4 separate regions of the Homo sapiens genome follow, and regions 1, 3 and 4 are each linked to region 2. A link is a loop called in an ENCODE intact Hi-C map of the cell type or tissue named here. Cell type or tissue: mammary epithelial cell. All regions are shown on one strand.

Region 1 (8,000 bases), 76 kb before region 2:
CAACAGAGAAGAGCCCTGCTCTGCTGTGGGACCTCAGCTGTATCTACCTCACAAGTTGCCATCAACAAAGACCCCTTCTGGAGGCACATCAGAGGGGAAAAGGGTGGGCAGGGGTGCTTGTTCTTGGTGAAATCAGCATTTCCAGTTATCGTTTAAAAATGCCTTCAGAAAAGACAATCCGTCCAAGGGAAATAGTCTCAGGGATATTCATTTCTGGAAATTTATCCCCCATTCCCTCCCTTGCAAAGTCCTGCGGGCTGCTATTTCCAAAATGGTGTGGACCTGGATAGATTTTGGCTAAGGGCTGGCTTGAATGCTCTATGCTGAAGGGATCCAGCTGTCTTCCTCTGGGCCTCCATATCCTGCTTATTGCAGTAGAAACGAGATCATTGTCCCTAAGACAAAACAATAGTAACTAGCATTCATATTGCATCTTATATTTTTAAAAACACTTTCATTTCCTTTGCTTCACTTCTGAATCAGGTACTATTTGGTCCTCATTTTACAGAGGAGGAAACCCAGGCTCACAGAGTTGATTGATCTCAGAGCATCATCTGGAAAGTATTGAAGTATTGCTATCCAGCCCCTGAAGAACATACACATGATGTAATTGCACAAATTCATTGTAAAATAATAGTAATAATAAAGGTAAAATTAAGCACTCGCCACCAGTGGTGCAAATCCCATAACTGCTATTTTCTCTGTTTCAGTGGTCATTTCCTTGTGAGGCTGTGTAGTTATTCATGTAACCAATCCTCTGTTGTCGGCTATCGAGCTTGTTTTCACCTTTCCAATTCAGGCTTTCTGGGGTAGATCCTCAGTCCTTTCCAATGTACTAGGTGGCTCTGCCCTACGGGAAGGGACGGTTTACAAGTCAGATTGACTTAGAAATCCTTTGCAACTAAGTGGAAAATCATAATTAAAATGACCACCTGCCTGACACGTTTACTGCACTGTCGCATCCCCAAAAGCACAAGAGAAAATGGATGGGATGATACAGTGATGACTCTGAAGACATGGCTGCCCACATTCCCACGGCCTTTTCATTTTCCTGCAGCCAGCGCTGCCCTGCCAGGGCACAGGTAGGCCGGGGGTTCCCAGTGGCGTGCTGGGAACACTTAATGACAGAGTATCTACAGGGAGGGGAGTCTTGATTTTAGTGCTTGCCAGTTTCCATGGTGTCAATACTCCCACCATGTCAAGCTCCCAGTGTGCGTCACTGGATGCAGGTTGCTGGGTGTAACGGGATCGCGTGAGCTAACAGGAGCTGGAAGTACCCATGGGTTGGAATGACACCTTATGCACCGAGAGCTCCCCAGCCCAGCTAAGTTCCAGTTCCCACACCGATGAACTGCTTGGTAACATTTCACTTCCTTCCCGCACCTGTCTTACGTCCTGTCTTGCTTGTACCCCTGCTGGAGTTGCCTGGGATCAGCTTCAACATAAACTCTACACTCAGAGCTTGCATCTGGGGGAGACTCAACCTAAAGTGCCCTATAATACAAACTTCACAGCAATGGCAATTTTGAACTTCAAACCACAATAAGAAGGCAGGAGTTCAAGGCACGTGTGGGAGTTATTTCCCACAAACATTCAGCATCAAGAAAACTCCACTAGAGTAGGCTGCTGCAAGGAGGCGCCTGTGACATTTGGGATTGGCTGCAGGCTGAGCAAAGAAGCCAATACATCTCAGCTGAAGCAGAGAGGAGCACTTCCCATGGTTTAGAACCCAGGGAAGAAGAAAGGATTTCCCAGCCCTGTCCCTTGCTCTGCATCTGCCCGGTTCAAGCCTCCACTGCCTCTCACTTGGACCAGCAGCAACGCCCCAGTGGGTCGGCCCCCTCCACATTCCACCCTTGTCACCCCATCTCCCACCCTGAGCCCGGCTGTCTCCTGCTGAAACATATGGCCATGCTCACCTCTTTCTTTCTCTGCTTACAACCCTTTAAAAGCCCCTAAAGATCTCATCTTCCACACCACGGCCTGTGGAACCTCCCATCATCTGGCCCTGCCTCCCCTCCAGTCCAGCCCCAACCCACCCCTGCATTGCTTCCACCCGCTTGCCTCTCTTTGTGCTGTGTCCATTGCCTGGAATTCTCTTCCTTCTCTTCTTTGTGCAAATCCTGCTCATCTTCCTAAACTCAGCAAGGAGAGTCTCCTCCTCCAGGAAGCCCTCCCTAACTTCCCTTATCCTGGATTAGCTAACATTCACTCCCAGGAGTCCCCGGCATAGCACTATCACCTCACTCATCCACTGTATTGTGATTACATGTTCATGCCTCAGTTTCCCCTAGGAGACTGTGACTTTCCTAAAGAAGCCTTATCTGAATCAACTCTGCATTCCTGTAGCTTGGCATCTTGTTTGGGGAATGGTGGGTGCTTGGTAGGAATTTTAAGGCAATTCATTCATGCATTCATTCATGCATTCATTCATTCATTCATTCATTCATACATTGCTTCTGGCTGCCGAAATGCCTGCATTCTCTCCGCTATTGATGGCTAAGTCATGAGGAGTGGTTGGGAGGCAGCAGTTAACCAAATTGATTAGGTACTTACTTTATGCTAAATAAAGTACTGGTAGGGCTCTGGGTCTTAAGAAGTGGGGCCCCTGACCTCAAGACACCTACCAGGAGACAGGAGCGCACATCTAATGTGCTGGACCAGGGCACTTCAAATTTTAATTGGCACACAAACCACCTAGGGACCATGTTAAAGTGCAGGTTCCGACTCAGCTGGGCTGGGCTGGGGCCCGAGGGTATTTATTTATTTATTTATTTACCTACTTATTTTGAGACAAAGTCTCACTCTGTCACCCAGGCTTGAGTGCAGTGGCGCGATCTCAGCTCACTGCAACCTCTGCCTCCCAGGTTCAAGTGATTTTCCTGCCTCAGCCTCCTGAGTAGCTGGGATTACAGGCATGTGCCACCACGCCTGGCTAATTTTTGTATTTTTAGTAGAGATGGGGTTTCATCATGTTGGTCAGGCTGGTCTTGAACTCCTGACTTCGTGATCTGCCCGCCTCGGCCTCCCAAAGTGCTGGGATTACCAGTGTGAGTCACCGCGCCTGGCCCCGAGGGTCTTCGTTTCTAACCAGCTCCCAGATGACGCAGCCCTGCTGGCCCCGAGCCACACTGGGTGCTTACCGGCAACGTGTTGCACTCTGCAACCAAAGGCAAGGCCGCATGGCACCCATCCTTCCCTCCTGCCCCACATGCTAGTATGTTCCTTCAATCAACTCTCACTTTGTTCCCTAAATGTATTTAAAGGTAAATTTTAAATTCTTATCTTAAATGAAAAAGAAACATCACTTTTGATACACAGAAAATACCCAGGAGATAAATAGAGTAAACTGTTCTACACCTGGTTGCACATCCTCAACTGATGGTCCTGAGCCACATCCAGCTCCCCCTCTGTTCAAATCAACTTCAAAATAAACTCCATACTCAGAGCTTTCGTGGCCAATGGAGATGGTCAATGTTAGGGGTTAAAGGCATATTAGCACTAAGCCGAGACTTTCTCTTTGAGATCACTAGAGGGATTCTGAAGAATGGAAAAAGGGGCCAGGCACGGTGGCTCATGCCTGTAATCCCAGCACTTTGGGAGGTCAAGTCTGGCAGATCACCTGAGGTCAGGAGTTCAAGACCAGCCTGGCCGACATGGTGAAACCCCGTCTCTACTAAAAATACAAAAGTTAGCCAGGCTTGGTGGTGGGTGCCTGTAGTCCCAGCTACTCGGGAGGCTGAGGCAGGAGAATCGCTGGAACCAGGAGGCAGAGGTTGCAGTGAGCCAAGATCATACCATTGCACTGCAGCCTGGGCGACAGAGCAAGGCTCCATCTCAAAAAAAAAAAAAAAAAAGAAGAAGAAGACAAATGGAGAAAGGGATGAGCTTCTCAGTTTGTGGTTCTCTGTTACTTGGCAACACAGTGTGTGCTGCAGGCAGTGTTTTGGGAGAGCCTGGATTGACAACTGCAGAGGCCACTCTGTCCAGCCCAGGCATGCTCCAAGTGCCTGAGGTCATTGGCAAATGACCACAGCTGGGCTCTCTTTGGCTCAAGAATCTCCAGATTCCATGCATTTTCATGGCCTAGCAAAATGCCTCCAGTATTTGAACCCCTTGACAGCTGGCCTCGCTATGGCACCATTCCACGAGAGAAGAATCTCACCGCCCTCCACCCCATTATAATCACTTTAGATAAACCCTGCTCACAGGCGGCAAGAAATTTAAAAAAAAAAATGTGGGAATAGATGTTGTTTCACAGGCAGCAGAGATTTAGCTGTGCCGCTTTCTCTTCTTAATTGTGGGTCTGTCCAGGGAACCCACAGCAGTGGATAAATCACGGTGATGGTTGGCAAGCCACTGTTGCCACACAGCTACCCGAAGAGTTACAATATTATCTGATGCTGAAAGGTGGGGATCAGGGAAAAGGGTGAATGGATGACTCAGTCACAGATGGAGCCACAAAGATGAAGCCATTCATTCCCACCCACCACCACCACCACCACAAAAAAGAACATCTGAGCCCCCACCATGAGTCAGGGATGAGCTGGTGCACCTGCCCTCAGGGGCTCAGCCAATAGAAGGTGCACCCCCTAATGATCTGAAGTAACTTGAAATCACAGAGTCATCCTACCCAAAATGCAAACTCAGTGGTTTCCTCACCTACTCAAAACCCTTTAAGGATGCAAAGCACATCTGGTTTTGCTTGCTGCATTCCCATTTTCCCGCTGGTAACAACTTCCTGGTCTTCTTAGTGGAGACCCACTCCCCCCGACCTTTGGTCTACGTGGTCTGGGTGGGGCTGGCGTGTGCTCCTCTGTCCCTCCACCCCACTCAGTGGGTGGGCAAGCTTCCCAGAACCCTGGCTACCTAGGGGTGGCATGTGACCAAGAGGGAGTCCAGGACAATCCCAGTCTTCAGTTGACACATCCTGAAAAGCACACCTGCTTCTGCCTGGGCTTGCCAGGAGTATCAGTGGGGACTCTGGACCTGCCTCCAGAAAGAAAAAAGGATTCGTGATGGTTAACTGGATGGGTCAACCCAATTGCCCAGGGCTGCCCAGATCAAATGTTATTCTCGGTGTGTCTGTGAGAGTGTTTCCAGATAAGCTGAGCATTTGAATTGGTAGACTAGGTAAAGTTGATGGCTCTTCCCCATGCAGCTGAGCATCATTCAAACCACTGAATAGAACAAAAAGGTGGAGGAATGAGAAAGCCGCCCTGTTTTCTTCCTGCCTTCCTGCTTGAGCTGGGACAATGGGCTCCTTCTGCCCTGGGGCTGAGGTTTATACCACCGCCTCCCCTGCTGGTCAGGCCTTCGGAATCAGGCTGGAGTCATTCACGGCAGATGGTGGGACTTCTGAGCCTTCATCATTGCATGATCCAACCCCTCCTAATAGATCTTCCTTTATGTAAATATATATAGCGATGATGAAGGTGGTGATGGTGGTAAGAGGATGAAGCTTCCCACCTCCCAGAGTGGAGGAGGAGGCTCTTCGGTGACCATGCACTCAGAGAGACTCTGTACCTCTGTTCGTTTCTGGCACTTCTGGAATGAGCTCTTAGGATTCATGATGAATCCGACCTCAGTTGGTCATGGGACAAAGCCTTATAAAATGTCCTCAGCGGCTCCTTCCAACCTTCCAATTCAATCTCACAACACGTGAGACTGCCATCAATTGCAGATGTGTCACCTGTGGGGAGCCGTCCTGAGAGGCCACGTGGCACGGTGATTGGGAACACACACACCAGAGCCAGACTGCCAGGTTTGAATCCTGGTTCAAATCCCAGTTCTGGCACTTCTCTTTCCAGGTCTCTGTTCAGCTCTGATTCCCATCTATAAAAAGGGGATACTGATAACCCCTCTATCATAGGGCATCTCTAAGGGCTAATGAGTTAATACACGCAAAGTGTGTAAAACGTGAGAAGGTGCCGATATCATGACTTTCACGTGTGCCTTTTTTACGGCATTCAGCTCATCCATTCCTCACAACCAAAGAGTAGAAGTAAAGGAGTACATTTCTTTGGCGAGAGCAAAGCCAGAAATTCAAAGCTTTAAACAGTGAGTCCTCTTAATTGGAGACACACAAAGGATGTTGATCCAGTGCTGATATTTATAACAGCAAAAATTGAAAACAGCTTAACTGTCCAACAATAAAGGCTTATCTTTATATACTTGAGTACATCCATGTAACAGAATTTCATGTAGCCTTATAAAATCATGTTACCAACATTTATGTATAGAGAAAGGTATTTATAATAGGATGTTAAATGAAAGAAAATACAGGCCTGACCTGTAAGCAGAGTATGATGCCAACTTTACAAAATACATAGAAAAAAATGAAAAATACAGCAAAATGTTTACAGAGGTTGTCTTTAGGAGGTGAGATTAATTTGCTTTTCTCTATTTTTCTAGTGGACCTATATTACTTTTAGAATCATAAAAAACCCATGATAAATGTTATAAAAATGATGAGTGCTGCCGGGCGCGGTGGCTCATGCCTGTAATCCCAGCACTTTGGGAGGCCGAGGCGGGCAGATCACGAGGTCAGGAGATCGAGACCATCCTGGCTAACACGGTGAAACCCCGTCTCTACTAAAAATACAAAAAATTAGCCGGGCGTGATGGTGGGCGCCTGCAGTCCCAGCTACTTGGGAGGCTGAGGCAGGAGAATGGCGTGAACCCAGGAGGCAGAGCTTGCAATGAGCCAAGATCATGCCACTGCACTCCAGCCTGGGTGAAAGAGTGAGACTCCGTCTCAAAAAAAAAAAAAAAAAAAAATTTCAGTGCCAGTTAGAGGAGAACCATGTTTAAAAGAGAGAGGGAAAGATGATTTTCCTCAGCCAATGCCCTTAAACTAATTAAAAACAGCACCCTTCTTCATCCAATTACTTCCAGTAATTTATTTTAACAAATCAAATTGCCCCCAAATTCAACTTTATTACTCATTTTTTTTGTTGTAAAAGGAAACCCTCAAGAAGCAACAATCTTCTGCCCTCTGCTTGCCTAAGCCATTTGAATCCTGCCCGCCTTGCTCCTTTTACGCCTGCCATGTTCGTTTGAGGAGATGGGAACCCCAGCATGGCTCCTCTGAAACATGTAGTTCAGAGATTTGTGCAAGCCACCATTATGCTCCAAGCTCAAGCAGAGAGAAGATTCTTCTCTGCACATGCTGTACCTGAGACCTTCCCTCTTCTTGGTAATTTCAACTGAGAGAGTAGCCAAGACCATAATGTGAGATGGAGAGCAAAGGATAGCGTAAGTTGGCAAAGTGGCACTCTCACCACAAGTGAGGCTGTCATTCTTTGATATCACGCAAACACGTATTTACAGGACCATCAAGGAGGGTAACATTTTAATAAAGTTGACTTAAGCCTCAAAGACTTTGGGGATATTTGTTACTGCAGCATAACCCAACCTCCCTGACTGACACACTACTGTCTCCCCTTCTGCCTCACCTCACTTTGCCCCTGTCAACAAAACCCACTCCTTAAAAAGCAGCATGTTAATTAAATTCACATGGGACACTGAATCAGGAGACATTTCTTACAATAGTGAGGTGAAAGAAATAGAGAGATTAGGATTAGGAACATAGACAGAAAATCACAGCTTGAGATCTCACTTATCAAAACATTAAAGAAAATAAGAATGAAGCCAAATACATGTGGGTAAAGCTAATCAAGCTAGAGGCAGCACAGGAGACTGAGATAAGCCAAGAGAAATGGAGAGCCGGGGGGAAACCACAGAATCCCTGTAGATTTAGAGTGCAGTGTGATTAGGTATCATTTGCTGCCAGGCACAGAGCCTGGAGTCCACAGGGCAAAGGAAAGAAGTGCCCCTCTGGAGGGCTTCTCTGCCACTCAGATTATTCCCTCGCTTGGCGGATGTGTTAATTTGCTAGGGCTGCCACAACCAAGTCCCAAATTGGGTGGCTTAAACTATGGAAATGGATTGACTCATGGTTCTGGAGGCCAGAAGTCTGAAATCAAGGTGTCAGCAGG
Region 2 (8,000 bases):
CTGCTGCCCCTCCCCATACCCTCACTCCCTCCACAAGTTCACAGACACCTCGGAGGGAGCCCAGGAAAGGCTGTGAAAGGACCGCACCCAGAGTTGCCTTCCAGAGCCCCTGCTCCCCTCCCAGGCCAGCATACCGAGCCCTCTGAAGGGATCCCACAGCAGCAGCCCAGAAGTCCACATTTTCATGGAGTTTGTCCACATCCACAGCAAACAGCAGGCAGGCCGGGGATTATATAAGCTAATTACCCCATTCCTTCCCCTCAGTGCAGAAAAGGTCAGGTCCCCACAGCCAGCGGGCAGGCTCAGAGCACAAGTACAGCCCCCACCTCCATCCCCCGCCCCAGGGTGTGGGAGGAGAAAGGAGAGAAGGAAAAGAGGGAGGGAGGGAGGGACAGAGACAGAAAGAGAGGAGAAGGGAAAGAAAAACAGACAAGTAGAGGCAAAAACAAGGGAGAGAGAGAGACAGAAAGGCAGGCAGGCAGAAAAAGAAAAGAAAGGGAGGAAGACATTGAAAGGACAGGAAGACAGAGTGAGCGAGAAACGGGGAACAGGAGGGGATGGGAGGGAAGAAGATTTTCCTTTTTCCTTCCTTTTCTTTCTCTGAACTTCAGCACAGGGAGAATCTGCATTCCCAGGACAGGAGCACCTCCCCCAGCAGCCCTAGTGTGCGCTGAGCAACTGGGCAGAACCAGACTGCATGGGTTCAAGTCCCCACTGGCCACCCGCAGCCACTGCATCCCATTATCCCAGGTGAACGGTTTCCTCTTGAGTGATCAGGGCCTCGTCTGTGTCCTCCCTGTAGTGTGGAGAGGACATGGATGGACTCTGCGTTTATGCCCCGGCAGGCACGCACCATAGGGGCTGTGCCTTGGAGCTTGGAATAGGGATTCCTCCAACAGCAGCCATCACTTGAGAAGGGGCCACAGCTCCATCTACCCAGGAGAGGGCCAGATTATGCCCATACTGCAGGTTAGCATCTGTCCCATAGAGAAGGGTCCTGGTGTGGTCACTTGTTCTGTCCCTGGGTGACGGGATGGACAAGGGGGATGGTGGTGATAGTCCCCATGTTAGTCACCAGCTGGGAGCTGGCTTGGGTTCAGGTCTCACTTCCATCACTAACTTAGGCCGGGCTGGGGCACCAGGTCCTGGCTTGGCTTGCGCCCTGAGTAGAGCTGGTCCTGACAGCGGAGACCCTGTGCCCAAGTCCCCCCTGGGAAGTCAGTGTCCCCATAAGGGCAGTTGAGTCCAATGTGCAGAGGCCCTGAAGGAGGTGATCGTACTTCTATCCCTGGTCCCCCACTCTCCAGCCATGAGTGTTGGGCAGCCCCTGATGGGGCCCTGACCTATAAAATGGGGGTCTCATAGCTGACTTCAAAAGACCCTGGGGGGACCCACTCAGATGACTCACAGGGTGGGTTCTCGCAGTGGCTGCCAGCTGTCCCCACCATTACCCTTGGAGACCACAGGCCCAATCTGAGGAGCCTCTTACGAGAGGGGGTCATGAGTCTGGGGCTTACTGGGGCTCTCGAGATACTCATTCCCCACTTTCTTCCAACCCCCTAGAAGCGCCTCCAGCCCCCATGCCCCTGGGCTGATGAGAAATTCAGTTCCAGCCAAATGGAGGCTGCTGTTACGCCCGCACCTTCTCAAAGCCCCAGAGGCCTAGCATGGAGCCAAACTCTTGGGGAAGCCCCGAACTCTCAGTTCACAATGGTCAGTCATCACTTACAAGAACAGCAAGGGCAACTATTTATTGAGCACTTCTTTTATGCCAGGCATTGCTCTAAGTGCTTTATGTGTTTAAATAATCCTGACTGCAGATTACAGAGGGGCACCATTCCTATCGCAGATGAGGCTCGCCTAAGGCCACCAGCAAAGTGATTCAGCCTACTTCAAACCCTGAGGTGTGGCTCTGGTCCCTAGGCTCTTGATATACATAGACCCTAAGGGTCTCTTGAGGGCAGAGGCCAAGAGGTGGAGGCAGAGGGGCTTTGGAGAAGCAGGGGCCTGGGCATCCAGGGTCTAGCCTGGCAGGAATTCCTGGCAGCCCTACCAATGCAGACTCTGCCATCTGCCCAGGAAGCTGTGAGACTGGGCTGTGGCCCCCCCAGCCCTAGGACCCCCTCCCAGCTTGGTGGCTGTTTTTCTCACTATCTCAGCCATGCCCCCCACAAGGCATCTTCCTTTTGAAAATAAAAACCAGGAGTGGGCAATTTCAGTCCCCCACTCCATACCACAAAACCCTGATGAAGGAGTTCCACTGCCTTCTGGGAAGAGGAGAAAGGAAACACACACACACACACACAAGAGCAAGTCACAAATTAACATCACAGCACATGAGGTAGGCACACCTGCATTTCTGCAGACACGCCTGGGCTCAGGAGACTGCCAAGCCCCAACCAGCCTGTGTCCTGCAGGGATGTATATCCCACTTCCAGCAACAGTAGGGCCCTGACATTTAATCCTGAGGAGGTGACCCCCACTGGCATCTCTGAACTGGGCCTTGACAAATAGCAGTCACTTCTGAATCCATTCCCCCAAAAGGTCACCAGCCAGACGCCAACAAAAAACCCAGCCATCGCTGTCACATGCCGTCAGTCTTCCCCCACCCCCACCTTCTCCCCCATCTGTCTGGCTTGTGGAATCCTGTTCTGGCAGGAAGGTACTAGCCAAGACCCCCACCTGCCAGGGCCTGTCACCCTCCTGACTCCCAGAATTCCCTCCTTCCCCCTCACCAAGTGGGGGATTCTCAAGCCTCTGTCCTCACCCCGGGGAGGACCACCAGGGTAGTGGGCCCAAACCCTCCCCTGCTGCCTGGGGTCAGACACAACGGGCTTGCCTTGAAGCAGAGGGGCCAAGGGTCCTTCCCTACACCTGGAGAAACCAAAGCCCCATGACCAAGTGTTGGCCCCATACCCTGGGAAAGAAAACCCTCTGTGAAAGTACAGCAATCCCAGCTCCCTCCCTAGTCTGGGCCCTAATCCACCCCAGATACTTCCTCAGTTTGCAACAAAAATCGCTAAGCAGCTCTCACAGGTCTCATCTCCTTCACCAAAGCAGTCCGCCGAGCCTCAGCCACCACTACCATGTGGCGCCACGCACAGGGTGCAGGCTGAGAGGTGTGGCTTCTCCACGGATCAACTCGAATCAGCCTCTCAGTCATCGGCTGCATCTTCATCCCAGAAACCGCCCTTGACCAAGCATCCTGCCAGGAGCTCCCTTTAGCTACATTTTCCCAACTAACGTGTCCAAGTGTGCTTTTATCTGAAAGCCTTACTTTTTTATGGTTTTCTTTTCAAATTATGAAAATTAATGCATATTTACCTACTGTAGAAAATGAGTGAGACATAAAACACACAAAGAGGAAAGTAGGGTTCCCCTGCCAGACTTGGCCGGGACTGAGAAAGTGAACTGCCCTCTGTGGGAGTGACTCTTGAAAGCCTTGGGATGTGCTCCTGGCTTCCCCAAACATGCCCACATTCCATAATATCTAGTTTCCATCTTAAGCCACTGTCCTGGGAGGAATCCAGGCCCCCATCACTTATTCACTCCCTCATTCCAGACCTGGGTTCGAATCCTAGCAGCCCCGTGACCACCTCCCCGGCTTCCTCATCACAATATGGGGCTGTTGCAAGGATTTGATGAAGTTCACCCCACAAAGCCCTTTCCACAACGTCTGCCTACAGTAAGTGCTCAAGAAACAGCACCAATGAATGTTAACATCACCACCATCACAGTGGTATCAAGGGTCTCTGCTTAACAGAGGCATGGTCTGAAGTGAGGATTTGAGGGCAGGTAGTTTATAGGGGAGGTGGTCCCAGGAAGTCCAAGGAGTAGGCAGGTGAGACTGAGGAGGCTAATCAAGGTGTCATCAAGGCCAGCTGCCACATGGGCCCCAGAGGAGAGGTGCTGGACACCCTCAGGGTTATCTCACCTGTGGGGCAAGGGAGCTGGGGTATTTATCCTCCGTTCCCACCATCACTGGCTGGGGGCTGCTCTTGGGGGAACTTAGCTTCCTGGGATGTGGGTCCAGACTGGAATGGTGAGTACAGGGAACTGGGCAGAACCAGTGCAGGTGCTGTTCAGTGCTGGATCTGTGCTTGGAGGTGGGGACACAGACAATTCAGGTTCTAGGCTCTCCAGGGACTCCCCCTGGAGACTGGAAGGTGGACCTAGGAGTGGAGACTCATATTGCTGCAGCCATTCACAAAATGCTTCCTCTTCTCTCCGTATTTCTCCCTCACTCTTCATTGCCACAAACAGGACAGGGGCCCCAGGGGCAGGGTCATGCACTCCGCCCTGGCTCCTGGTCACGCTCCCACCTCGGCAACCCCCCGGAGTTCAGTGGAGACCCTGCATCCTGGGTCCACACCAGCCTTGTTCACAAGACAAGGTGACAGAGGCCATGCGTTCAGATGTGGAGCAGGGAGACTTGAGTATGACTCGACCTTTTACCTGATGGTCCCGGGACTTCGGGAGGAGATCTGCCCTGCTGAGCCTCTGCTTCTACATCTGCAAAGTGAGACTTACAGGCTTGGCCGCCTCTTTAGGCTGCGTGAAGAATCTGGAGATACAGGGAACATTCAACACACACTGAGTGCCTGGGTCTGCTCATGGTTTCCCAATTCAGATCCAAGAAAAGCACGCTGCTGCCCCGCAAGACCAGAACACAGAGCCCCTCCCTCCCCAGGAGCCGGACCTGAGCAGCAGGGGGTTAAAGAGCAGTACCCGGGCTGTCCCCGGGTCAGGGTCGTTTGCACGAAGGCAGAGCCGCGGAAGAGGGAAGGAAATGCCCCGGGTCCCAGGCGGGGCCTCGAGCGTGCCCACGCCGCCCCCTGCTGGCCACGCCTGGAGTTGCAGGAACCGGGCGCCGGGCGGGACCTCAGCTGCGGGCTCCGCGCTGCTCCCGCGCCGCGTGGGTGAAGCGCCCTCCCCGGCCACGCACTGGGGTCTCACAGGGGCCAGGCTGAAAAACAATGCACGCCTTAAAGGCGGGAGGCTGGCCTGGCGCAGGCTGAGGAACACTGATGAACGACCTCCTGCAAAGGATTGTCCCCAGAGGACAGGGCTAGGGGGAAGCAGGACGGCGCAGCGTCTACACCCCCGCGCGTGGGTGGCCCCCGGAACTGCCCACACCCCTGGCTCCCGGGTCAGCCGGTCACTGCCAGATGCACCACCCCCACCGCCACAGCCAGGAGAGGGGATGACATGGGGTGGGAAATTCAAGGGAGAGCCCAAAAAATCGTTCTTCAAAATAAATCGTATTTTGAAAATTCAAAATCAATGCAAGCATATCCAAGAACAAAATATCAAAACTGTAAATGAAGTCAGGATCAGTAGTACTGATTTGTCCTTTTGCCTAGGGCTGCAATACGGCTAGGCCCAGCGCTGTTATTTATCTGTCATTATTTAAAGCTTTGATATTAAGCCAGTCGAGGTGGCCCACACTTGTAGTCCCAGCACTTTGGGAGGCTGAGCGGGGAGGATCACTTGAGGCCAGGAGTGGGAGACCAGCCTGGGCAACATGGTGAGACCCCATCTCTACAAAAAATACAAAAATTAGCCAGGTGTGGTGGCCCACGGTTGTGGTCCCAGCTACTCAGAAGGCTAAGCAGGAGGATCACCTGAGTCCAGAGAGGTAAGGCTGCAGTGAGCTGTGATCACACCGCCACTGCCCTCCAGTCTGAGTAACACAGTGTCTCAAAAAAAAAAAAAAAAAAGAAAAAAGAAAAAAAAAGCTTTAATATTTTGTATATCATGAATTTTTTTGCATTGATTTTGATTTTTTCAAAGTCACACTAAAATATCCTCTATCTTGATTACAGGGTTTTGGGAGTTGTGCTTTTTTAGCATTTCCTTAAATTTTGCACCCAAGGCGATGGCATCACCTGCCTCACCCTAGCCGTGGTCCCTCCCTCCTGCTTCTTTCTGTGGTCTCTCCCCAGGGGCTCTGGATCTCTTAACTCCTCAGGCCTCCCCACCAGGCAAGGTTCACCACCCCTCCTTCCAGCAGCCTCTAGAAGGTGGAACGGGCAAGGAAACGGATTCTACGCTAGAGCCTCCCGAGGAGAACACAGCTGGCCGGCACCTGGATTTTAGCCCAGGAGACTGTGACGGATGCTGACCTCCAGAGCTGTGGGGTAGCACAATTGTGTTGCCTTACACTCTGAAATTTGTGACAGCAGCCACAGTGCCCTCCAGGATGCTTTTTTTTTTTTTTTTTTTTTTTTTTTTTTTTTTTTTTCTGAAATGGAGTCTCGCTCTGTTGCCTAGGCTGGAGTGCAGTGGCGTGATCTCAGCTCACTACAACCTCCGCCTACAGGGTTCAAGTGATTCTCCGGCCTCAGCCTCCCAAGTAGCTGGGATTACGGGCACCCACTACCACGCCCGGCTAATTTTTGTATTTTTAGTAGAGACGGGTTTCACCATGTTGGCCAGGCTGGTCTCGAACTCCTGAGCTCAGGTGATCCACCAGCCTCAGCCTCCCAACGTGCTGGGATTATAGGCATGAGCCACTGTGTCCGGCACCAGCATGCTTTAAGGAGTCGTGGGACCCCTGGAGATGACACAGGAGAGAGAGAGCGGGTCAGGGGAGAAGGTTGGCCTCACTCACACACCACTGACCCTGGATCAGTCTCCTTGGGCTGCCATAACAAACGATCAGAGACTAGGGGGCTTAAAACAGCACAGATTGACTCTCATAGTCTGGAGGCAGAAGTCAAAAGTCAAGGTGTCAGCCGGGCCACGCTCCTTCCAAAGCCTCCAAGGTAGGATCCTTTCTGCCTCTTCCAGTTTCTGGTGGCTCCAGGCTTTCCTGCAGTGGCTTGTGGCTACATCACTCCCAAACCTGCCTCTGTAGTCACATCAAACTCTCCTCCTCTGACTCCAATCTCCCTCTGCCTCCCTGTTCTGACACTTGAGATGGCATGACTGCTTACTCTACCTTAGCTGGACCTCATCTTCAAGGGACTACAGAAAAGAACAGGACCCCTGGGTCTTACCAGCTGAGACTGCTGGAGCTCAGAGGCAGTGCTCTCTCAAATAGGCTGGGGAGCTTCATGACTACCCCCAGCTCCTCTCACCTGTCCTTCCTCTGCCAATGGAAAACAAAAAGAACTGACCGAGCTGGCCAAAGGAGTTTGGACCATAGGGGATCTTTGGAAGGGTGTAGGGTCTTGCTCTCTCTTGGCACTCCCTTCTCCTTGTGAGATCTTTTCCTCTTTAGCTGGAATGAGGAATGCAGCGTTCCACTGCCCATCTAGACGGCTTGCTAGGGTCAAAATATAGAAAATAAAAAGGGGAGATTATCTGCCCTCACCCAGATGATGCTGGATAAATTCCCCATCCCAAGAGCCTTGTTTTAATCATTCATGAAAATACCTTTTTTTCCCAAATAAGGTCACATTTACAGGTTCCAGGGATTGGGACCTGATATCTTTGGGGCCCATTTCTCAGCTTCCCAGGGGCCCTGTGACATGCCAGCTGCTCTCTGGGACAGGCGAGGGACAGCCGTTTAAGAGCTCAGCTGCCAGACAGACCTGAGTGCCCCCGCCAGCTCTACCCTCACTTACTGGGACCCTTGAGACAAGTGACATCGACTCTTTGAGCCTCAATTTCCTCCCTTCTACAGTGGGGAGCTGGTCATGTCTTATGAACAGTCTTTGGCACCAGAGAGACACTGTGTCAATGCTAGTGCTGATGACATGATCTCTAGCTGGGGAATCCTGACTGGTGTTGGTCAGACTGCCCTGACCACTCTTTGTGCTGCCCATAGTGAGCTCTGTGGCCTTGAACAAATGGCCTTACATCTCTGAGCCTCAGTTGCCTGGTCTGTGAAATGGGGGAATGGCCGTGCCCATCTGACATGTTCATTGGAAGGATTAGATGAGATGGTGCATGTAGAAAGCTTGGCTCCTTGCAGTGGCTGCCTCCACCTGCCTGTGCCCACTGCCTGCAGGAGGAAGCCAGGGGACGTGGCGGGAGTGCTGGTACCCGGGCCT
Region 3 (8,000 bases), 190 kb before region 2:
CCTGACCTGTGGCCCAGCCCCCAGACTCCAAGGCCAGGGCTCTTTTTACTATCCTCTGTGAGATGGAGATGGGTTTACTATGTCCATTTTACAAATAGGGAAACTGAGACTCCCAGAAGGCCGGGTGACGAGCCCAACTCATATATGCTCAGATCTGTGAGGTGACATAGGGTTCCTAAAAATCACGGTAGCATGCAGGGCCTGTGGCAAGAATGGGGTTAGGAGCACAACACTCAAAATATTACCAGTAACATTGAAAACAAAGACAGAAGCTGAATAAAATGATAGCACCATTTTACACACGTTAAATGCATAGGAAATGCATAAACACGAAGGTAAACATGGCACTTACCTTGGGAAAGATCCGAATTTACCTGTGCACCTGGGCCCAAGAAGAGTTACAGTTTCTAAGTGATTGTGCAGTGGAGGAAGGAGGGTTACCTGAAATGGAGCAGATGGTTGTAACACCAGGTGTGGACAGGTGTGGCTCCTAACCCACAGCTGAGGTGACGTTGAAGGGCCACGTGTGTGTGCACATGCTTGTGTGTGTGTGTGTGTGTCCTGCAGGGCTTGCCAAGCAGGATGTAGTTTTCTGCATTGGCCTAGCATTTCCTGAGGACAAAATCACATATAGGTAAAAACCAAATTCGCATCACGCTCAAATTACCACTAACATGTCAATCACACTAGAACAAATTTGTATTTTCAAGACAAGCCTCAGAGCAGAACTGGCTGTACCTAGTGCAGGGTGAGGCTGCAAGTGAAACACGGGCGCGCTTCTTTTTCTGATCCCAAAGTGTTCTTTACATAGAATGTTTCTGCAGGCATTTTCTTCTTTCTCTTCCTCTTAGCCTGGCTCCAGGCTGGCAGTAGATAGCATCAGCTACCTGCAACAGATGGGGTTGATGGGGTGGCGCGGGCAATGGCGCAGGAAAAATTCTGAGACTACGCCTGAACCAGCAGAAGGAAGCCATGATGGGTCATGGTGTCTTGGAGACACAGATGAGAGAGTTTTGTACTCTACTCCAGATCTGCAACTTGCCAACTGCGTGGGCTTGGACAGGAGACTCAGCTTCCTTGAAGCTTGGTTTCCTCGTCTGTAAAATGGGAATAAATGTAGTACAACCCTCACCAGGTGAGTCTAAGGGTTAAATGAGATCAGGCATGTAGTAAGTGTTCAACAAACTCTGATGACCTTGCTCCTCCTCCTCCCCTTCCTCTACTCCCTCTTCCAAATCTCCTTCTACTGCTTCTTCATAGTCATCTTTGTCATCATCACCATCATCATCATCACCATCGTCATCCTACCACCAAAGAAAAAAAGTCACAACCCCCCAGTTCCTGAGACATGGACGATGGAGCCAATTTTCTAGGAGCATCAAAATCTTAATGAATCCTCTGGGTCTGAGGTACATCATTTGTCCTTGCACCCTAGACTTCACTTACTGCAGGAAGCAAGCTCTTCCTTGAGAAAAGCAGCAGGAGCAAAGCGCTCCTTGGCTTGGTCTCCCCAAATGGCAGTTTTCCTATTGGGTCCTGTGCTGTGACTTTTCTTCCCTGGAGCTCTGCATTTGTGCGCATTCCTTACGTGCCCTGAATGATCTCAGCACCAATTGCCCACACGTCTGAAACCAGGAGGCCAGCTCCAGGAAGGCGGGACATGTCTGGGAGGTGGTTTCAGGCATTCAAAGTGCTGTCCACAGACTACAAGCATGGGCATCGCCTGGGAGCTTGTTAGGAATGCAAAATCTCAGGCCCGGCCAGGAACCATAACCTGCATTTTAATAGGATGCCCAGGTGACCCGATGCACATTACAGTTCGAGAAGCACTGGTCTTAAGGGACACAAGAGCCACAGCCCACTGGGCTCTGGGAGAAATGGCTATCCCTTGATATATTGAATGCCTGTTTCTTTTGGTATGTCCTGGGGATTACGTGCACATGTCTAAACTCACATGGGATGGTGTTAGAATCCTGACTCCAGCTGATATTCTGTGTGGCTTCAGGCAATTGGCTTCACCTTTCTGAGCCTCTGTTTCTTTTTCTGTGGTCTGAAATCATAATAATAATAGTTATTAATGTTTGACACAAAACATTAATGCATCCAGCACAGTTCTTAGCATGCAGTAAAACTCACAGAAAATGATATGACCACCATTGTTATTTGGGGTGAACACTGCAAGGTCCTCCACCAATATCCACTTTCTTTTTCTTCTTCACTAACAGAATCTCAATTTTATTCAAGCAGTAAATTGCGTTTCACAATAGGCACCTTAGTAGATGTGCCTGTTCAACAACGTTCGCCTTCCCAGACCTCCTGGAAACCAGAAATGACCATGTGACCATGGTCACAATCCTTTGGCAGCTTTCTCTCCTCAATAGAAAAAAAAAAAAAAGATTTTAGAATGTCCTTTCTTTCCTTTCCTCCCTTCTTTCTTCTTGGACTCTGGATGTGATGTCTGGAGACAAAGCAGCCATTTTGTTCTGGTGGGGATGAAAAGCACAGTGGAAGGATGGGTAAGAGGAGAGAAAGAAGGTGGCTGGGTTTCAGTAGCACTGTGGAGCCACTATTTGGATTGCCTGTGTCTGGGCTTCATGGTATGAAGCAGGTGGGAGGATTAAAGATCAATTTCTCTGACATACAGCCCAACATAGTCCTAACTAGTAATGCCGTCATCATAACGCTGTCATCATTATGATAGCTGTTGTTCCTGACCATCTCTGGCACATACTAAGGACTCATCCTGGGTCCTTGGTAAGCATTTGCTAATTTCCGTTGAACAGTTTGAAGGAAACTTAACCTGGGAAACAGAATTGACTATCAAGCTCCTTTAAAAAATGAGAATAAAAAGAAAACATAATCCAACTATCCACCAATAAAACCTACTAAATGCATTTTGACATGCAGCTTTTCATGTTTCTTTTTACAAACACATTTAAATATACACCTACTTGTAATGATAACGTGCACTGTGTATGGTTTTATAACCTGTTAATTTTCATGTATCTGTATATTACCATATTTTTCATGCCATTAAATTTTGCTTCTACAATAAAAATAACAAATCAGGTAATGAGATGAGCCTGATCCTTCACTTGCTTCAGTTTTGCCTTCCAAGAACTGTGTCTTTGCAACACTTATTTGAGCAGACATCACCCCCACAAATGCCTGAATGAACATTTCCTGTTGAAAAACTGCATCGGGAAAGACGTCAGAGCTGCTGGCTCACGTTTTCTGGAGAGCTTCTTACAATGCCCAGAGGAAACATGGGATAGTCACTCCTTTAACGGCTACTCATTATGTTCCTCCAAATACTGCTATGAAAAATTCACACCCATTTTCACAATGAATGCACATTTTTTTACAATGATGAAAATGATGTAAGACTTTAATTCTGAAGTTCTACTCCAGGACTTCAAATGCTTCTTGTCCTGCTTTGGTCCAAGGTCCTGCGTGTGTGGGAAGCCCTGTCTTCGGAAGGCAAGTGAATCAGAAATTACTTCTGAAACTGACTCCAATACTGATAATGTGCTGATAACAGAACGAATAGCATCCTTAGTATTTCTCACTTAATAAAATAAGACAAGAAATGATTTGGAAAAGCACCTGCGCCAAGTCACAGGGGCCAGGCTGCCTGAGGGACTCCCACCCCACCCTACCCCCACTGCACCCACCAGGGCAGCCTGTCCTTGTTCCCCAGCTAATTGTTCCTATGTCAGAAGGTGGATTCAGTGCTGCTGGATTTTTTAAGAGTGATTAGAAATATACATTTTTATTTGAAATCTTCCCATTTTTAAAGGTCAGCCACTTCTTAAAACCACAAAACCACTATTAAGAGCCACAAAATAAAACCAGTCCACAGGCAGAGGCGGGCCAGTGCTTGGAGTTAGCATGCCCTCCTTGCCAGCCTGTCTTGTTAGGGAGAGGACGGAGTTTCAGAAGAGACGTTGCCAGAGGGCCATCGCATTATGGTAATAGCCTTTTTGCTTAACTTCGGTTTGTCCACACCCAGTGCTTCAGGCACAAATGAGACAAATTAAAGGCATTCAGCTGGGAGCCAGCACACATTTTTTTAGTTAAGGAGCTGAGCGAGTCATTAACCGCCTAGGGCTGGTGGAAGGCGGGGGAGGCCCCAGCAAACCCAGGAGGTGCCCAGGACCCATGACCTCATTCTGTCCCAGCCCAAGTCTTCACTGCTTCATGAGGAGTTGTGACAGCGTGGCCTTCTCCAGCCCCACATGGCAACAGCAAGGCCAGGGAGGTGGGGAGCTCGCTGTTTCTGTTCCCCACAATCCAAGCCTCCAGACCCAGGTCTGGGATGACAGAGAAAATCCCAAAGAGTAGGCTTGCCGCACTTCACTGGCGTGGAGCACTGTGACTAATGCCCACACTTAGCCTGGTGCTCACTAAGCCCTGGCTGATACCACTGGGCGCTCACACTGTTGGGTGCCAAGGCCTTCCTGAGTCATCTTGCCTTCCCTCTAATTGAACAGCCTTCAACCTATATAGGATGATCAGCTCTTCTCGGTTCACAGGGGACTTTCCTGGTTTTGGTACTGAAAAGTCCCACATCCCCAGGAGCCCTTCATTCTGGGCAAACCAGGACACTTGGTCACTCTGAGTCTATGCAAAGCCCAGGGAGTTGATTTTGAATCCAAAATTGAGAAGTCCCATCCGACTGCAGAAGGGCATAATTTTAAAAAATCAGAACGTGGGCATTCCAGCTAGGTGGGCTGGAGTAAAGAATACTCGACTGGACTTTGCTTCCAAGGGTAGAAGGGCAGTACTGACCACAGCAGGATAGTCCTAGAAGCAGCTGGCCACCCTCCACAACCTTGCTACTCAAAGTGTGGTCCCCAGGTCAGCAGTATCAGCACCATCTGTGAACCTTTTAGAAATGCAGACTCTCAGGCCCCAGCCTGGACCAACTAGATCAGAATCTGCATTTTGAGAAGATGCTTGGGTGCCACATAGCACACAGGTTGGAGAGGTACTGTCTGTGGGTGCTGCGTTCTTACAGCTTAACTTGGTGAAAGGAGAGAATGGGGCTCCAGAGAGGTGTCGGGAACCTGAGCAGGTGCAAGAAGTCTCATTTCACCTCCCTGGGTTCCTGGAGGCTAAAGCTGTTCAGCTCCCAGAAAGGCAAGGAGGTCTGTCTACCAGGATAGAAGGACACAAATGAGTGACAACAGTTCCAGGCTACATGTCCCCTGACTATAGACCTTAGAGGACAAGGGACTTTGTGCATTTTTTTTATTACCCCCTCTGCCTAGATTTTCCAGGACCTTCCAGATAAAATGTACTAAATTCTGTATTAGATTGGAATGCTTTGGGCTGCAGGTATCAGAAACCCAACTAACAGTGGCTTAAACAAATAGAAGTTTATTGTTCTCACACAACGAGCAGGGAGGGGTGGGTGCTGTGTGGCTGGGGCATGGCTTGGCCATGCCGGCAGGGACAGAGGCTCTCCCTGCCTTCCCCTCTAGAATTCTAAGCACTTCCACTTTCTGTCCTCAGGTTGGTGGCCTTATGGCCTCAGGATGACCTGCTGCAGCTTGAAGCATCATGTTGATGCTTTCAAGACAAGAAAGGAAAAGGGGAAAGCCAATGAACATGACCTTCTTTTTCAGGAGAGCAAAATATTTCTTATAAATTGACCACCTACTTCAGCTCAAGCCTTGTTTGTGGTGCCGCAATGCCATCCGGACCGAAGAGAGTCTGGGAAATAAGTCACTGACAAGAGGGACAAGCAGCTGTGAGGAGCTCAGATCAATCCTGATCCATTGCCTAGAGCCAAAGAGAGCCAAGAGGGAGCCAGCCACGGCCCGGAGACGCCTCCTGTAGGTCTTCTGGTCTTTGCATAATGGCCCTGATCATGTTGGCTGTTCATTTACATTTCTGACCCCTTCTAGGTGATGGAACACTTAAAGGCAGTGAACATGTCTTAGTTGTCTCAATACGTCCCTGGTGCTAACATACCAGGCACAGAGTATGCTCAGTGGATATTTACAGAATGAATGAATGAGGATGCCCTCAGTGCCCATTAGCCAGAGCCACTCATCCCCAAATGTCTCGAGATGGTGGCATCGGCTTTATCTCACAATTGGCTTTATCTCCATAATAACTTATCTTTTCAAACTGGAACCAGGCTTCAGATAACTGGGGCAAAGTCATAGAGAATCATCTAGCTTGAGTCTGAAGTTTCAGTTCCATGGAGCCTGGCTTAGGAGTGCGATCAGAGGTGGTCAGCAGCTGCCAGACTCACCCACTCCCATGAGGCCGACTACATAAAAAGAAGGAACAAAATAAAAGCCAGCCTCTGGAGTCAGGTGAAGCCATTTGTTCTTAAGGGGAGTCACAGGCAAGGCTGCACTGTGTGCCTTAGAATGTCGCAGCTAATCATGGTCCATGAAACATGATGGGATGGAGCAAGTCAGACGATTCCGCCTGATATGTGCCATATGACAGCCGTTAAGTCGCTCGGTCTACTGGAAATAACATTTCATGGTGATCCAGGTAGGGGAATGCAGCCAAGAGCAGAGAGACTCCTCCCGTCTCGCTGGAGAACAGGAGGGGGTTGTTAGGGTGACGTCTGTCATTTTATGAGCCAAGTCAAGGCATATAAAAGCCAGGGAGGGCACAGGGTCTCCCCAGGAACTAATTTGGATGGGAAAAATAAAGATTTTATGTGCTGGCTCAGGCACTGGACTGAAAATCTCAAGAATCTAATCAGCGCCAGGTGGAGGGTGAAGCAGCTCAGTGGCTGGCGAGGACCCTGCGTGGGGCAGGCAGGACGTGGGGGCCACATGTCTCCGTGCTGGAGATGCATCAGGCTGAGTCATAACAGGCTTGGGCTTCAGCGACCCACATCTTTGGGCAAGTCGCTTCCCCTCTCAGCTCCCTCTGTTTCCACATGTGAAAAATGCTTGTGAGGATGAAAGGCAAGAAGGTGGAGGCCAAGAGCTCAGCACGGTGCCCGGCACAGAGCGGTTGCCAATAAACAAATCATAATCATAGCCATTAATGGGGCCAAGTCCCAGCTAGGGTGCCCTGAGGCCTCCCCCTCCCTCTGTGGCCAGGTGGTACGGTTGCCAGATTGAGCAAACAAAAATACAGGACACTCAGTTAAAATCGAATTTCAGATAGACAATGAATCATCTTTTTTTAGTATCCATATGCCCCTAAATATTTCATGGGACATACTGATACTAAAAAGTTATTTATTTTTTATTTGAAATTCAAATTTAGCCAGGCATCCTGTGTTTTTTCTGGCAACCCTACAGGGTGAGCTTAGGTGCAGCCATAGATGAAAGAAGGGATTTCAATGTCAGTGATGGCTGAGTCGAGTGGTCAAATTAACTAAAGGAACCTATGTTCTGTGCACTCAAATTAAAATTTCTGATCTATGAACTCCAACTCTCAAAGCTTAAACGGGGGGGAAAAAAGCCTCCTTTAGTCGATAAGCAAACTAATGAAATGACAGAAGACTGGACAAGAGTGTCCCGTTCCCCAGCTTCAGCAGCAGTTTCCTGAAGGCCCCCACGCCCTCTCATCCCATTTTGCAAAAGAGGAGATCGAGGCTCCAGCAGGTGAAGAGAGTTGCTGGGCTAGCATGTGGCTGCAGTCCAGGTCTGTCTGACACATGAGCCAATAACCGTCACCAGGAGACCCCACTGCCTCTCACTGCTTAAAAAGGTCCCCCCTGGCAGGCCACAGACCACCCCCAACTTTTGTGGAGGGGAGAAAATACTACTGAACATCAGGTGAGAGCAAGTTTCCCAACCTCTTTGTGCCTCACCTTTTCCCTCTGCAGAATAGGAATAATTATTCTACCATCTCGATAGCATTTTTGGATGACTTGGTAATTTAATGTACATTAAGGACCCAGATGCTAATTGTGAGTAGACAAATGCCATTTATTAGACTTATCGTAATGAAGACAGTAAGGTTTCATTGTTAAAATATCAGCCGTGAAACACATCAGAACGAGTTCAGCCCTG
Region 4 (8,000 bases), 320 kb before region 2:
TTTATCCAAGTCTTAGGGTCTTCTTTCCAAGCTCGCATGATTGTTGACAGAATTCATTTCTTCGGGACTAGATAACTAAGACTCTCCCCATCCCCACCTCCCAGGCCACTCCTTTGCATAGGCAGTCAAAAACATCACTGTTCACTTGTTCAAAGATAGCAAGAATGTCTCTCTTAAAAACTTGCCCGATGAGGTTGAGCTCACCCAGGAATATTTCTCTTTTGATTAAACTCAAAGTCAAAGTGATTAGAAACTTCAATCACATCTATAAAAATCTCTTTCTGGTTGACGTATAGTGTGATCTAATCCTGGGAGTAACATCCCATCCTATTCCCAGGTCTCACCCACACTCAGGGGGAGGGGATTGCACCGGACGTGGATAATTTCAGTATAATTTCATTAACCACTTAGTTTTTTGTGCTATTTTTATCATACATTTTCCTTGTACATATGTTATAAATGTAGCAATACCTTGTTATCTTATTTGTTTTCAATAGTCAATAGTTTTTTAGAGAAAATTTAAAAAGACAGTCCCATATTTATCTATATATTTTATCCTTTCTGATTTTTAATTTGATTTTTTTCTGCCAGATCCAGGATTCCATCTTGCATCACTTCTATTAATCCTGAAGAACTTCCTTAGTATTTTTCATAGCCCACGTGTGCTGCTGATTAATTCTCTTAGCTTTTATTTATCAGAAAATGTCATTATTTCACCTTCAGTTTTGAAGGGTATTTTCACGGGGCAAAGCACTTTAAGTTGGCAATTTCTCTTTTCTTCAACTTTCTATAAATATTTTATTCCCTTAAATATCTTGGCTTCCATCATTCCTGATGAGTAGCCAGCCATTATACTTACTTCATTCTCCCGAAAGCAATGTATATATTTTTTTGTTCTGGCTGCCTTTAAGATTTTGTATTTTTGCTTTTAAAAATTTTGATCATCATACAACTAGTTTTGCTTTTACTCACACTTATTCTGCTGGGGGTTTGCCCAGCTTCTTGACCTGTCTGTCCTGCTGTTGCAGCTAGAAGAATTCCTTGTTTGTGGTAGAGACTCAATAAATGTTTTTTGAATAAAATAAACAGATACTGTGAGAAGCAACTTATAGTCATAATTAACAGTGTGAACTCTGGAATCAGAGAGACCTGGATTTGAATTCTGTTTCTAGCAGTGTTATTTGGGACAAGTTGCTTAGCCTCTGTGAGCCTTGATTTCCTCATCTGTGAAATGGGGATATAATAGCAACACCCACCTAATGCGGTTGCTAAGGACATTCACTGTGTACTGAGGACAGGGCCTTTTCACTCGGGGGCATCCCAAGCCTTCCTTCTCACCCACTGGAGAGGATTTTCCCTTTGCTCCTCAGGGTTGGCATCCCTCCACACCTTCTGAGGAAATGTCCTTTATATTCACATTTGTAACTTTTATGGAAAGCCAAGGTAGTGAGCCACACAAAAGGAAACTAAAGCGCTGAGAGAAGCTATCTAAATTTATGGGATAAATGAGATGGAAGAGGAAAGAGACAGAAAACTGAGCGGAATAGAGATTTCCGGGGGTTCATGAGCAGCAGGCTCTGAAGCCGCAGAGGAGAGAAAGGGGATTCTAGGGTGTTGTGATGTTGCTGTGGGTTATGAAATACAATCATGTGTCACTTAACGGTGGGGATACATTCTAAGAAGTGTATTGTTAGGCAATGCAGTCATTGTGGGAACATCATGGAGTGTATTTATACAAACCTAGATGGCACAGCCTTCTACATACCTAGGCTATGTGATATAACCTATTGCTCATAGACTACAAACCTGTACAGCATGTGACTGTGTGGAATACTATAGGCAATGGTAACATAATTTTGAGTATTTGTGGTTCTAAACATAGAAAAGATATGGTAAAAATACAGTATAATCTTAGGGAACCACTGTCATATATGCAATCTGCCATCGACTAAAATGTTATGTGGCACATGACTGTAGATACTTGCAAAGTTCTTGAAGAGATTCAAATAAAGATGGAGATTTCAATTCAATTACTTATTACTGGGTATGCAGTTCTTTGAATTCAACTCCATGTAGAAGCTGGCCTGTTTGGAGCTCCAGAATTTATTTGGGTTATAAAAGAGAAGATGCAAAAATCTTAGAAAGTTCCTGACCCATAGTATGTGCTGTGATAATAATTATTATTATTATCACTGCTCATCAGAGAACTCCATATGGAGGTAGAGCCTGTGCCAGGCCCCATGTCCTCTGCACACATTTATTGAGCACCTACTGCATACCAGTTTTCACTCAAGGACCTAGGGACACAGCAGTAAGCAAAGGGGCTAAAGGTCTTTCTTTAGAAGCTTGTCCTCTGTGAAGGGATCCAATGTGTGGCAAAACTCCATGCCACCTTCAGATAGCTTTCCCTGGATACTGACATTTAAAAAAAAGCAACCCAAGAAGGCTTTGCTCAGCTTTGAGGGTGTGAGTCAAGTTTTGGGATTTCAGAGGAAGAAGTGGTTTTCTGGGTGGAACTCTGTGAAAACCTCTAAAGCAGTCACAGCTAGTTTGAGGCCTTGGTGCAGAAAAGGTGAGCCTGGCAGAGTGGGGAGTGACCCCTTCCGGAGGAGGGCACCCACCTCACCAGCATGCACATTTTTATTGCATGCCATGTAGGTTTAGCTTGTGGTTTGCAAACATAGCTGACTTAGTCAAAGAAGTTTAGGTTGTAAGTAACAGGAAATCACCTACGCCATTGAAGTGAGACAAGGTGAGTTTAAAAATAAGGTAACAAAAACCATAGGGTTGGAAGTTGAGCTGTTCCTTACAAATGTCTGTGACCAGTAAATATGTAAACCAGCCTGGGACAAGACAGTACCTCCATCTTTCTTTGTTCTGAGGGCTCACTGACCTTATCTCATCTTCTCTCCGTAAGTTGGCCTTAAATCTTCATCCTTTCATCTATGTATCTATCTATTTATCTATCTATCCATCCATCCATCATTCCATCCATCTATCCATCTATCATCTATCGAATCTATCTATCTATCATCTACCTATCTGTGTATCTATCTATCCATATTATTCCATCCATCTATTCATCCATCCATCTATCCATCTATCATCTATATTTCCTATCTATCTGTCTATCTATCTATCTATCTATCACCTATCTGTCTGTCTATCCATCTGTCTATCCACCCACCCATCTATTCATTCTCTCCAGACTTATTTCCACTTACTTGAAAAGCACAGAGTCAGATTTGGCTACCCTGCAGCTCACAGATTTCTATCTCTTCTGTTTATACAACACAGGGATTGATTATCCCCTCTCAGTCCTAATTGCAAATGCTCACAGAAGAGACACCAGTTGTCCCAGTTTGAACCCAGTGTCCATCCTTGGTTCAGCCATCTGTACCAAAGGCAGTCAGCTCTTATCATATAAGGAGATGCCGAGGCTCACCAGTGTGGGTGAGGGGTGGACACACACCTGAGAACAGTCCTTTAACAGAATGCAGCTCTTCAGAAAACTTTTAAGTAATAAGTATATTGAGATATAATTCTCATTTTACAAAATTTTCTCTGTTAATGTGTATCATTCAGAGTTGTGCCACTATCACCACTATCTAGTTTTGGAACATTCTCGTCACCCCCAAAAGTCCTGTTCACATTAGCAGTCACTCCCCATTCCTCTCCCTTCCCCAATTTCTAGTCAACCATTGATCTCCTTTCCGTCTGTCTGGATTTGCCTATTCTGAACATTTCATATAAATGAGATTACATAATAGGTGGTCTCTTGTGTCTGACTTCTTTCATTTAGCATAATGATCTCAAGGTTCATTCATATTGTACTATGTATCAGTACTTCATTCCTTTTTGTTGCTGAATAATATTCTCTTGCATGGATATACTACATTTTGTCTATCCATCCATCAGGTGGCAGACATTTATGCTGTTTCCACTGTTTGGTTATTATGAGTAATGCTGTTAGGAATATTCATAAACTGGTTTTTGTGTGAACATAGGTTTCCATTTCTCTTGGGTAGATACCTGGGAGTGGAATTATTGAGTCACATGGTAACTCTGTGCTTCACCTTTTGAGGACTGCCGGGCTGTTTTCCAAAGTGGATATACACCTTTACATTCCCGTTAACAACACATAAGGGCTGCAAGTTCTGTCACCCTCACCAACATTTGTTATTATTTGACTCTTTGATTCTAGCTATCCTGGTGGGTGTTAAGTAGTATTTCATTGTGGACTTGACTTGTATATGCCTAATATTATAAATAATGATATTGGGCATCTTTTCATGTGCTTATTAGGCATTTAGATATATGTTTTGGAGAAATGTCCACTCAAATCTTTTGTCCATTTTCGAAATCAGATATTTGCCTTTTAGTTGTTGAGTTGTAAGTTCTTTGCATATTTTGGGTACAAATCTCTTAACAGACATTTGATTTGCAAATATTTTCTCTCCTTCTGTGGTGTTTCTTTCACCTTTTTGATGGTGTCCTTTGAAGCACAAACATTTTAAATTATGATTAAACCCAATTTACTGATTCTTTGTCTTATCATTTGTGCTTTTAGCATTGTATCTAGGAAAGTACTGCCTATTTCAAGGACACTAAGATTTATTTTATTCTAAGAGTTTTGTAGTTTTAGTGCTTATGTTTAGGTTTATGGTCCATTTTGAGTTATTTTTTGTAGATAAGGGTCCAGCTTCTTTTTTTCCATGTGGGTGTCCAGTCATCCCAGCACAATTTGTTAAAAAGACTATTTTTGCCCCACCAAAAATAAATTGATTACAATTGTAAGGGCTTACTTCTGGAATCTCAAATATATGTACATCTATATGTCTATCTTTATTCACAATTTCTTGATTACTTTAGCTTTGTACTAAATTTTGCAATTGGGAAGTATGAGTCCTCCAATATTTTCCTTTTTCAAAATTATTTCATCCATTCTAGGTTCCTTGCATTTCCACGTGAATGTTAGGATCACCTTATCAATTTCTGCAAAACGGGAAGCTGGGATTTTGATAGTAATTGCATTGAATCTGTAGATCAATTTGAGGAGTATTGCCATCTTAATAATATTAATGCTTCAACTCATGAACATGGGTTGTCTTTCCATTCATTTATATCTTCTTTCATTTCTTTCAATAGTTTTTTTTTGTAATTTTCAGTGTACAAGTCTGACCCTTCTTTTGTTATGTTTATTCTTTTCAATGCCACTTTTAGTACGTTGGCTTTCTTAATTTTATTTTTGTATTTTCATTGCTAGTGTATAGAAATACAATTGCTTTTTGTATATTTATTATGTATCCTGCAACTTTGCTGAACTAATTATTAGCTTGAATAGGTTTTTTGGTGTGTGTGTATTCCTTGTGATTTTCTATGCATGCGATCATACAATCTGTGAATAGAGATAGTTTTACTTCTTTCTTCCCAATGTGATGCTTTTATTTCTTTTTCTTTCCTAATTTCTCCAACAGAGAGATTGTATGTATATATGTTATAAATCTATAAACTTTTGTAGGTATGTATGTTATAAATCTATGGGCTTTTAAAAATAGGTTTATAATGTACATACAGAGAAGTGCATCAATCATAAGTGTATAGCTCCATGAATTTTTACAAACTGAACATATTTGCATAACCAGCAAACCAGAGCCCCTCCTTCCTCTCTTTCCAGTCACTCCTGCACCCTCCACCCAAGGGTAACTACTACCCTGACTTCAAACACCTAAGATTAGTTTCACCTGAGAAACTCAACTCTCAAGGGTCATTTCCAATCCAGAGAAGGAGAAGTCCAGGAAATCTAAGGGAAGCAATTGAGAAAATGTTCCTGTTCAACCTGACTGCAGGCCCCTAGTGTTGCGTGGGGCATTTATTCAGTCTGCCCCCTTCTAATGCAATGGCCAGCCAATATGGGGTGCCTGGGCACCTCAGATTAGACTCCATAGACCCTCAACCCCTAAAGGGACAAATCAAAATGAGCCTCACCAGACCCAGTAGAAGTGGCCATGAGGGATACATGGCCTCTGCTTTCCAAACCCCTCTCAGCAGCACCTCAGCAGTGCCTGGTACATAGTAGGTCTGCAATGGATGTCTGCTGAGTGGAAAGATATAGCAAAGCCATGAAGTCTAAAGGAGCCAGGGACAATGGGAAATGAGGACATTCTGAGCCTGAAGGGGTTCCCATGGTTCTTGTGCTGGCCCAATGATGTATTGTCCAGACCTGCTTTGGGGAAGGATTTGCTGTCCACTGCTGTCAGCTTCTGCAGGGTCTGCCCTGGCTGCAGAGGGTTTCCTGGACCATGGTGTGCTCCTTTCCTGGAGCAGCCATGTAGGGTGACTAAATGAGGTGGAGAATAAAGGCTTGCCCATTTCATATGTTGTGCACAGTCTGATATGCTATATTCTGATGGGCTATACTCACCCCAGAGCTACCCACCAGCTTAGCCAAGACTTTGCTGGGCTGCAGCACAGCTGGACTTCTCCCTCTACGCAGCCCGGCTTCTCTTGCATCTTTTCTCAGGAACTGGTCCCTCATACACACCTTGCACCCCAAACATTCTCACAGTATCTGCTTCTGGAGAGCCACCCTGGCTGACCTGAGCATCCCCTTCCAGCACCTCCGTCTGCACCGTGGAGGAGTCACCTTAACGTCTCCTCCCAACATACCCTGTGCTTCTGTATGGCAGGGCTTATGGTCGCTTGTTTTATTTCTGCTGCCTGCCCTGTGCCTATGGGCACAGGACTGATGCTCAGCAAACATCTGCATCATGATTGAATGAAACCACAGCCTGTTAGGAAAATAGGAAAGCAGGTCTCAAACTTTTTGCTCCCAAGGCTCCATTACACTCCTAAAAATTATGGCAGACCTCAAAAAGCTTTCATCACGTAAGGTTATATTTGACACAGAAATTGAGAAATTTTAAAAAATGTTAATTTATTTAAAATAATTATAATAAACCTGTTACATGTTAACATAATACTTTTATGAAAAATAAATTTTCTAAAACAATTTTTTTTTAATTTTTGCAAATCTCTTTAATGTCTGGCTTAATAGAAGATAGCAGATTCTCTGCTCTATAGTCAGCCTGTTGTGACAGGTCATTCTGGTTGAAGTATGTGAAGAAAATACAGCTTCATGCAAATATGTACTATTGTCCCTTGTATCTGTGGGGGATTGGTTTCCGCACCACTGCGTCTACCAAAATGTGCACATACTCAAGTCACAGCCTGGGGGAACCTGTGGATATGAAAAGTTGGCCCTCCATATATGCAGGTTTCACATCCTTGGATACTGTGTTTTCCATCTGCATTTGGTTGCAGGTGTGGGACTCGCTGATAAGGACGGCTGACTGTATTTATTGAAAAACATGCACTTATAAGCGGACCTGTGCAGTTCAAATCCATGTTGTTCAAGAGTTGACTATAGTTGGAAGAAGTATTTTCATCATCTTTGCAGATAATTATGGGCAGTGTTCTTTGATAATACACCAAAACTCAACAAGTGGTAGTTTCTTAACAATTACTTGCAAGGTGGAATCTGAAACATGTCAATGAATTTGTCTGTACTTTGTTACATTAAAGTCTATGGTGTATTTTGCTTTCCATATAGATCTTTAACCTGTGCATGATTTTGATCTTGTAGACTCCCCAGAAGGATCTTGGGCACATGTAGGTTTCCCCAGATCATACTCTTGAGAGCCACTGGTGCAGGGAGTAAAGGTAGGGACCCCTTACATGCCATATGACCAGACCCAAGTGACTTACTCTAAGGTCTTTGTTCCTCATCCGTGAAGCAGGATATCAATAGCATCTGTGTTATGGGGCTGTGGCTGGTACCACATATGATGAGTACCATTCAGCATGTAGTAGGTGCTTAGCAAATATTAACAATCATTATGTTTTCCCTCTGCAAAGAGAAAAAAGATGGGAAGCAGATGTCCCCTTCATGAACAGGAAGAAGTAAGAGAGTTAGCCTAAATGGTATCTAAGTCCTCCCA

The links. A loop is a pair of places that touch in the nucleus more often than their neighbours do. Peaks named below come from ENCODE experiments on the same cell type or tissue, not always from the same donor. Only the 100,000 strongest peaks of a DNase experiment are listed, where the experiment ranks them.
Region 1: it touches region 2 in a loop (3-fold over the local background); 8 of 110 quality-filtered maps call a loop at or near these places.
Region 3: a loop joins it to region 2, with 6 times the contacts of the local background. A loop is called at or near these places in 4 of 110 quality-filtered maps.
Region 4: it touches region 2 in a loop (20-fold over the local background); 3 of 110 quality-filtered maps call a loop at or near these places.

What each region holds. Positions count from the first base shown.
Region 1 is chr20:58,098,448-58,106,447 of GRCh38, forward strand. It overlaps the pseudogene HSPD1P19. Among named protein-coding and RNA genes, the nearest start is that of CIMIP1, 48 kb to the right of the region's middle. In mammary epithelial cell, no CTCF peak of the experiment used is centred here; DNase peaks (open chromatin) are centred at 3,964 and 4,514; H3K27ac peaks cover 2,396 bases.
Region 2 is chr20:58,174,893-58,182,892 of GRCh38, forward strand. It overlaps LOC105372694 (a long non-coding RNA gene), which reads right to left and starts at 4,787. Exons shown (of 3, transcript XR_936926.3): 1 at 4,700-4,787; 2 at 4,456-4,564. RefSeq lists an enhancer at 795-1,295 and a silencer at 4,890-4,949. In mammary epithelial cell, a CTCF peak has its summit at 4,837 (motif pointing left); no DNase peak of the experiment used is centred here; H3K4me3 peaks cover 191 bases.
Region 3 is chr20:57,987,349-57,995,348 of GRCh38, forward strand. It overlaps LOC105372693 (a long non-coding RNA gene), which reads right to left. Exons shown (of 6, transcript XR_007067678.1): 3 at 1,955-2,050; 4 at 739-887; 5 at 353-441. Among named protein-coding and RNA genes, the nearest start is that of LINC01742, 13 kb to the right of the region's middle. In mammary epithelial cell, no CTCF peak of the experiment used is centred here; DNase peaks (open chromatin) are centred at 1,673, 3,303, 4,103 and 4,433; H3K27ac peaks cover 2,334 bases.
Region 4 is chr20:57,854,265-57,862,264 of GRCh38, forward strand. No RefSeq gene overlaps it. Among named protein-coding and RNA genes, the nearest start is that of LINC01742, 150 kb to the right of the region's middle. In mammary epithelial cell, no CTCF peak of the experiment used is centred here; a DNase peak (open chromatin) is centred at 2,587.